3 separate regions of the Homo sapiens genome follow, and all the other regions are linked to region 1. Evidence: chromatin contacts called from ENCODE Hi-C or POLR2A ChIA-PET data. All regions are on one chromosome and are shown on one strand. Each heading gives the region's core, a stretch centred on a gene start or an enhancer-like site at or near the end of the contact. The rest is flanking DNA. Distances are from core to core; before and after follow the strand shown. Region 1 has its middle 35 kb from the start of TIMP4. Region 2 overlaps VGLL4 (vestigial like family member 4). Region 3 holds the start of TMEM40 (transmembrane protein 40).

Region 1 (2,639 bases), core at 37-2,536:
CTCCTCCCACAACACACATAACTAAGGAACAAACCAACCAAACCAATGCGTGGGGTACCTGGGCGCAAGGCAATTGACCTTTAGAGTTCCTTCTGTTTCCAGCTGTAGGGGAGGCAGATGTCCTCTTAACGTTCTGTGGCTGGGCCTGAAAATTAAGCATACATAAGACAGATGAACAGGACAAACGTATACACATTTTATTTAATATTTTTATGCGTACGTGGGAATCTTCATAAGGAAAATGAAGACCCAAGCTGTTAAGCCCAAAACTTGTATACCATTTTAAACAAAGAATGATAAATTGTGACGATATGACAAAACAAAGGCGTCTGGGCTAGTCAGCCAGTAAATTGTGGGAAAGTAGGAAATATATGGGAGAAACTAATGGGAGAGAAGGGTTACAAGTTTTAGTAAGGTTTTGTCTGTGGAGATTCATCTCAGTGTCAACTCCCTGTCTCTGGTGATAAGAATGTTTGTTCCCTTCTTCCTTCTGGGGGAGAGGCACCCTTCCCACAAGAAGTTTTAGTCCTGCTTCAGACAGGAAGGGGGAAGTCGGAAAACCTTTCCTGCATCTGTTGTTGTTCTGTTGCCTTCAGCTCAACATAAACAATATGCCAAAGTGGCATATTTTGAGGTAGCATACTCTGACCCCCTTCACAAACCAAGAGTCTGCCACTAGCCATTGCTTCTATCCCCGATTCCAAATATGTTTTAAGAGAAGTCATTCATTTAGTCAAAACATTTATTGAGCACTTACGATAAACATAAACATTGTGATGGATTCATAGGAATATTTGCTGACACTTCCATAGTCAGGCACTATTCTAAATACTTAATGCTCATCAACTTATGTGTTCCTTATAATAAGCCTATATGGTAGGTGCTGTTATTATTTTATAAATGAGAAATGGAGGCACATCAAGGTCAATAACTCACTCAGGGTCACTCAGCTGGGCAAGTGGCAGAGCTGGGATTTGAACCAACCTAAGCAGTGCAGCAGCAGAACTCATGGCCTGAGCTACTTTGCCATATTACTTTTATTTAATCTAGCAAAGTCAACAAGACAATTGTATTAAATTTTACACAGTGTGATAAGAGGTGCACACAAAAATTTACAGCATATCCACCTCTTTACATTCTCTCTCCATCCCCTGACCCCAGGGAAAGAAGGACTGGGAGAAAGTTAGGACATCTGTGACCAGTGTTGACCCCTTGTCCTAAAACCATGAGTAACATACACAATGTTTCTTATTCTGATAGAATATAATTCTGGTTCTTAAAAAATTACTCATTCTTCCACATGTGATGTCAGACCAAAAACCACAAGTGGCTTATTTAGAAAATGAGTCAGCCTGGAAATGCTGCAGTGACAAAAAGGAGAGGCATTTACCATAGGTCAGGCAGCACCCTGGTCTGAAGGACATATGGATTCTCTCCAGCCCTTAGTAATGGGGTGGGGCTGGGGGTGGGGAAGTTCCATTCAGAAACAGCCTTCTTGCTACTTAAAAAAGACAGCCCCAGAGACTGGGAAGTTGGCTATTCAACAACCATCAATAAATATTCAGTGAATACTGTGATAAAAATTATCTACAGCTAAGATCTCTGAAAGATTGGTTGCAGTCTTCTACAGATCTTGAAGCCTTGTCTGTAGGCCAGCTTTGACCACTGTGCAACCACCTCTGCAGTTTATGGGGATTCCCTACCTATGTCTTCACCCCAGATTAGTAAAGGTAGAAAGCCTCATCCCTGCCCACATGGAACTCATCATCATCTTGGGTCAAGATAAATTAATTCTGTATTTTATTGATTTGTTCACAACCCCTTATTTTATTTAGCGCCATAAATTTTATGAGAGGAATATAAAAATGAATTAAGCAAGGATTCGGCCCTTACAAAGTTTATAGCCCAGTAGGGAAGATGTGTAAATATAAAGAAGAAAATGTAATGCATTAAGTCAAATGCAGTCAAAATGTTAGTTTGGAAAAAAAAAATAAGCTTGATAGGTATTGGTGAGGATATGAGAAGCAGAAGGAAGTCTTACACGTTGCTAATGGGGGTGCATGTTGGTACTGCCATTTCAGGGAACAATTTGGCAATCATGCGTAAACCCTATGACTCAGCAATTCCATTTCTGAACATTTACTCTAGAGAATCTCTTGCACATGTACATAAGAAACCAAGTAAAAGAATATTGGTCACAGCACTCTTTGTGCAAAGACTGGAAATAACCACCTCTCGTGGGGAATTAAAATATATGGTTTATTCATAAATTGGAATACTGTGTAGGAGTTAAATAAAATATATGAGGAATGCAGATGAGTTCAGGTAAGATATGAAAGGAGAATGAATAAGATGAGCCAGGCAAGTGTAAAATGGACCACAAGCAGCATATGCTGTTGCAGTGGGGCAAGCTTCTAGCTCAGGAGCTCAGAGAAGACCGCACCCTGGAGGTGAGCTGTGCACAGCCCACAGGACAGGAGGCACGCCACCTGCCGGGACTGGGCTGGGTGCACAGAATTCAGTCACTGAGTTTTACAGCTGGAAGTTGCATCTAGTTGCATCAAGGCCCAGGCAACTTAAGGAGTTTGCCAAGGTTACAAAGGGAGTTAGTAATAGAAGCAAATGAGTCTCAACACTAA
Region 2 (2,639 bases), core at 60-2,559, 570 kb before region 1:
AAAATTTCTACAACTGTCTAGGTCTAACTGTCTGCAGGTGACAAATGTATTTCTGAAAATTAGATAGTAAATTAAACCTGATCGTGATTTAAAGGCTCTGCTGAGCTCATATGTAAAGCAAAAGTGGTTCTCAGTTTAATTTCACCAATCTGTGAAAATTTTCTTTTTTTTTTTTTGAGTCAGGATCTCTGTCACCTAGGTTGGAGTGCAGTGGTGCCATCATAATTCATTGCAGCCTCAACCTCCCAGGCTCAAGTGATCCTCCCACCTCAACCTCCCGAGCAGCTGGGACTACAAGTGCCCTCCACCACGCTTGGTTAATTTTTTGTATTTTTTGTAGAGATGGGGTTTTACCATGTTGCCCAGGCTGGTCTCGAACTCCTGGGCTCAAGTGATCCTCCCACCTCTGTCTCCCAAAGTGCTGGGATTACAGGCATGAGCCACAGCACCGGGGCAAATTTTCCTTATTGTTTTTCATCCAGCCACTCCTATTTCATGTCTAGTACAATGCTTTCCAAAGTGAGTTCCTGGATGACCTACGTCAGAATCACCTAAAAGACTTATTTAAAACACATATTCCTAGGTCTGGCTCCAGTCCTAATAAAAAGTTGTCCAGGGACCCCCACGATATGTCATTTTAGCGTGCCCCAAGAGGTGTCTCTTCTCATGCCTCTTCCACTTTCACAACTGATCAATACCAAGATCAGCCAACACCACATCAGACATTTCTAAGGACGTGTCAGCAGTGACGTGGCACATGGGAGAACTGATGATGTATCTCAGTACTCACATCCACTCAGGAAATGCCTGATGAACGAGTTTCAGAAAGCAAGATTTAGGCCGTCCTGGTTACCTCCTGCCAGCACTAACACGTGAAACAGCTCAAGACCAGCTTTAGGAGGGCTCACCTCTATTTTCAAATAATGACGTCTTTCTCTAATTTTTTTTTTAATGTTTGCCTCTTGAGAGATCAGGGACTTCATTAAGTAACCCTCCCATGCCTCAGTTTCCCCATATGGAAAATAGCTATACTATCTGCTGCCTTCTATTCCTATAAGGCATACAGTCATATACTTCCTATTTGTCTTTTGCACAACAAAACAACTCATTCCCCAAAAGCTTTGAATTAGGCTTGCAAACATAGTCCTTAACTACCAAACTGTAAATTTCTCAAAGTCTAGAAAAATGAGAGGGGCAAGGAAAGAAACAAAAAGAAACTTAGGCTTAACTGTACCAGCTAGTCTCAACTTGATCCGAAGGAACACTGCTAGCATTCTCTCAGCTAGCTTCTCACGATTACATTTAAAACCACCACAAAGCCACCACGATCACGCTCTGAGAGGCCGCCGCAGGTAAACAGAGGGATAGGGTAGGAACAGCCCAGCATAACTGACAATGCTCTTTAGGGGATCTGCAGATCTGCCTTCTCAAACATCTCATTTCACTTCATGAATATTTACAAAATATTTGCAAAAGAAGAACTAAGGCAATGAACATGTCCAGAAAGAACCACATGCTAACTTCTAAAGGTTTCTCTCTCCAAAAATTCAGTAGTGCCAGAGGCCTGTTCTTTTGTCCCAGGTTGTTTTTCAAGTGCTACCTCATGACAGAATGGATCACTCATAATAACTAGATGTTAGCATCTGTGTCACATAATTCATCTCTGGCAGTCCACTTCTTTTAAATCCTAATAGTAGGCCTCCTAAATAGGATTGCTAGCATTTGGCATCTCATTTGCCTCTATGACAACAAAACTCTAGAAGACGTAGTTTATAATACATTATGGTTTCAGCTGAATGACATTTGGTTCTAAGGTCTTTGAAAGTACAAGTTTGAAAATGCCAAATTTTATCTATATCCATATCTATAGCTCCATCTGAAATTAGACAGATTACCAAACAGAAAATGTCACTCAGATTCTAAAAATAAACCATGCTATTGCTCCAGACAGGTTACACCAGAGGGTTAGGACCATGACATTTTGCTGGGGTTCAAGTGCAAATCAGCAAACAAAATGGCATGTTTTTCTCTTCCTTTTTCACAGCTAAAGATTAGTGAAGGCAGCATTGTAGTCTGTGTAACTGCTCAACCCAACCTTTATCCAGGAGCTAGTATTGCTTCTTTAAAAACATTTTTTTTTTTTGTAAATAAAATGTGGTACAGCCATACAAGGAACTACTACTCAGCAATAAAAAGGAATGAAGTAACAAAAGACCAAATATTGTATTATTCCATTTATATGAAATGCCCAGAATAAGCAGATCTATATAGACAGAAAGTAGATCTGTGGCTGCCAGGGACCAGCAGGACGGGGGAATGGAGAGTGAAACGGGTCAAGGTTTCTTCCGGGAGTGATGAAAATGTTCTAAACTTTGATCCCAGTGATAACTGTACAACTCTGTGAATATATTAAATACCATTAAATTGTATAATTTAAACGAATGAATGGCATGGTGTACGAATTATATCTCAGCAAAGCTGTTAAAAATCTTAACTTAAAGAAACTATCATCTTTTAAAAGCTATAGCAGAAAGAGAGCCAGCACTGGAGAGAGTAAATATGGTGGCTTTTCACCTTTCCAAGAATCTCAATGAGCCCTGGGCATTGCAAAAATTAGTCAAGCAACTGTCACAACTGCA
Region 3 (2,639 bases), core at 52-2,551, 570 kb after region 1:
CTCCCAAAGTAATGGGATTACATAGGTGAGCCATGGCGCCTGGCCCTGAATTATACACTTTTAAAGGGTGAATTTTATAGTAGTGAATTACATCTCAGTAAATCTGTTATTTAAAAAAAAAAAAAAGAAAGAAAGAAAAAGGAAAGACTCCACCCACAGGATTGTTGTGAAAGTGAAATAAGGCAGGGAGCAGGGCAGGCCCAGCATGGTCCCTGACGTGCAGCCAGCACTTGAGATCTCTCTCTCTCTGATCCTTTTCACAAGGAGGATTTCCCAGCAAAAGTAACCTGGTGCTTTAGGGCTACACTAGCTTGAGTTCACTCCCCACCACTCCCACTAACACACACTCCTGACTCCTTAGTTAGGGCTCTGAACTCTTCTGGGCAGTTTCTTAACAAAACAGAAGAAAATAATAAGCACAAGACCATAATCATTCTCATTCCCCTTAAAAGGAAACTAGGTTGGCTTGAGGCCTAAAAGCCAGGGTGCTCTGAGCAGAGGTGGCTCTAGGACAAGGATGACAGCCTACGGGGGTGGGTGGGGGGAGCTCTGAGAGGTCTGCCAAGCCCCCCTCCCCTTGGGCCACACCACCTGTGCCTGAGCCCCCAACAGGCAGCAGGGCCCCCTCCCCATGGCCCAGCTCTCTGGCATATCCTCCCCGGGGGTGCCTTTGAGCTGGAGGCAGAGGACGGCTGACTTCTTCCTTCCAAGTCTCCCAAACCTGGCTGGCAGCCCAGGGTGGCTTCCTCCAGGAAGGGCAGAGAGAGGGGCAGCTGCCTGTAGTCACTGATGGTGGTGCAGAGGCTGAGACATTTGCGGGAACACCCCTCCCCTCCTAAGCTGTTAGGTTCCATAACAGTGAGGGTGTGAGGTGCCTTCAGAGATCTAGCTGGACCCTTCATTTTACAAGTAGGGAAACTGAGGCTCAGAAAGGTCAAGGGTTTTTCTGAAAGTCTTGCAGCAAGTTGGTGACAGAATTGGGAGCTGGTCACCTACCATGGCCAAGTATAGGCGGGTGGAAACCTCAACACAACCCAGGAAGGTGAATATTTGTCATCCTCCCCTGAAGTAGAGACAGGTTCTCACACAGCTAGGAAGATGCAGAGCTGGGACTCAAACCCAGGTCCACCAAGGAACCACACAATATCAAGCCTATTGAGGACACTCTTTCTCCCGATTTCCTTAAAAGCTGACACTCCACCCCACTGCTCACCCAGCCCCATGTCCCATTACCTGTGGTCCTTCAGCTTGTCTGGGCAGCAAGGGGAGCTCTGTGTAGACTATGTGGATGCTGGGCTGGTCAGGGGAAGGAGAGGACAGGCTGCACCTGTGACAGCAAGGAGGGCGGGACTACCGTGACGTTGTCCCTGGGCCCCACTCGCTCACTGGGATGGCATTCCTTCCTGCTGGTGCTATCAGCCCCAGGCCTTCCTGTCTGACTTGACTCTTCCCTACAACACTGCGGAGGGGCAGGTGGGGCAGCTACATGCCTGGTCCTGCCTCAGGGCCACAGCCATGCCTTCAGACTCCAGGAGACAGTGAAATGGGGGCAGCTGTGCCACCCTTGGCTGTACCAAGCTCTGGGAAGGAAGGAGGGGACGTGTCCCAGGTACCCCCTCCACCCACATTGGTGAGGCTGACTCAGGCCCCAGCCACGTGTCCCAACCTGCCCTGCGCGTCCCAGAGGGGAAGGAAGATATTCCAATGCTCCCAGGAGGCTGAGGTTGGGCAGGGAGCAGGAGAGAGGGCCTGGGGGCTCAGGAGACTGGCAGTGCCCACTCCTAGGGAGGAAACTGGGTTACAGCTAGAAGTACTTTTGGAGAGCACCCACTCGCCTTGTGCAAGTGGGAAAACACAGGTCCCTAGAGAGGTGAGAGGAGCAGTGTCAGACCTCACACAGCCGAGGGCAGGGCCCCAGCTCAGCTTGCCTCCACCTCTCACCTCTCACTTATCCAGCACTGTGGCAGCAGGACAGGAAACAAGTCCTACCACGGGAGCCCCCAGCCTTGGAGGGAAACAGGCAAGGCCCAGGAGCTGTGGGCTCCCCAGGAGGACTTCCTGAAGAGGGGTCTTCCATACCCTAAGCTCAGCCCCCAGATCTTGACACTTTGCTTTCTCACACTCTGTATCTGACCCATCTGGAAAATCCTGTTGGTCCTGCCTTCAGTATAGCCTGAATTCAGCCCCTTCTCTCCACTCCTCAACTGTCACCTTGATCCAGCCAGTGTCAACACTGGGCTCCCTGCTCCCCGCCTCGCCCCTGGCTATTCTCATCAGCCAGGCAGCCAGGGGGTCCTGTTCAAACCCAAAGCAGCTCATGTCCCTCCCCGCTCAGCAGCTGCCACACTCCCACTGCACTCAGGGTAAAACCCAAGGTCTTACAAGCCCCTGCGAGATCTTCCCCACACCTCTGGCCCTCTCTGACCTTGGTTCCCATGACTTCCTCCCTCACTCTGCTCCAGTAACACTGGAACATGTTCCAGTTCCCCTGGGTGGGCTCCCTCCTCAGGGCCTTTGCCCTGGCTGTTCCCTCTGCCTGGAGTGCTCTCCCCCTAGAAAGCCACCTGGCCCCCCGCTCACTTCAGCTCTCTCCTCACAAGTCACCTACTCCATGAAGCCTTATCTGACCATCCTGCTTA

Evidence for each region. A loop is a pair of places that touch in the nucleus more often than their neighbours do. ChIA-PET counts read pairs that join two places held with the same protein, here RNA polymerase II (POLR2A). Pooled maps may share reads with other maps.
Region 2: a loop to region 1 is called in a pooled map, with 9 times the contacts of the local background. The contact joins two enhancer-like sites. A Hi-C loop is called at or near these places in 9 of 50 pooled maps. POLR2A ChIA-PET finds 5 or more read pairs at or near these places in 2 of 52 experiments (AG04450 and activated CD4-positive, alpha-beta T cell).
Region 3: a loop to region 1 is called in a map of PC-9, with 4 times the contacts of the local background. The contact joins the promoter of TMEM40 here to the enhancer-like site in region 1. A Hi-C loop is called at or near these places in 1 of 168 maps with a recorded cell type or tissue (PC-9), 2 of 37 single-sample maps with no recorded cell type and 3 of 50 pooled maps.

Annotation. Positions count from the first base shown.
Region 1 is chr3:12,192,310-12,194,948 of GRCh38, forward strand. No RefSeq gene overlaps it. Among named protein-coding and RNA genes, the nearest start is that of TIMP4, 35 kb to the left of the region's middle. RefSeq lists an enhancer at 2,532-2,581. Within about 2 kb of position 1,287, at least 13 of the 41 ENCODE cell types and tissues checked have a DNase peak (open chromatin) inside an H3K27ac peak, as active enhancers do; they include PC-9, where a contact is called at or near this core.
Region 2 is chr3:11,623,587-11,626,225 of GRCh38, forward strand. All of the region lies in intron 1 of VGLL4 (vestigial like family member 4), which reads right to left. Among named protein-coding and RNA genes, the nearest start is that of VGLL4, 19 kb to the right of the region's middle. RefSeq lists an enhancer at 870-919. Within about 2 kb of position 1,310, at least 4 of the 41 ENCODE cell types and tissues checked have a DNase peak (open chromatin) inside an H3K27ac peak, as active enhancers do.
Region 3 is chr3:12,757,958-12,760,596 of GRCh38, forward strand. It overlaps TMEM40 (transmembrane protein 40), which reads right to left and starts at 1,302. Exons shown (of 12, transcript NM_018306.4): 1 at 1,234-1,302. RefSeq lists enhancers at 170-349, 1,305-1,890 and a silencer at 1,915-2,004.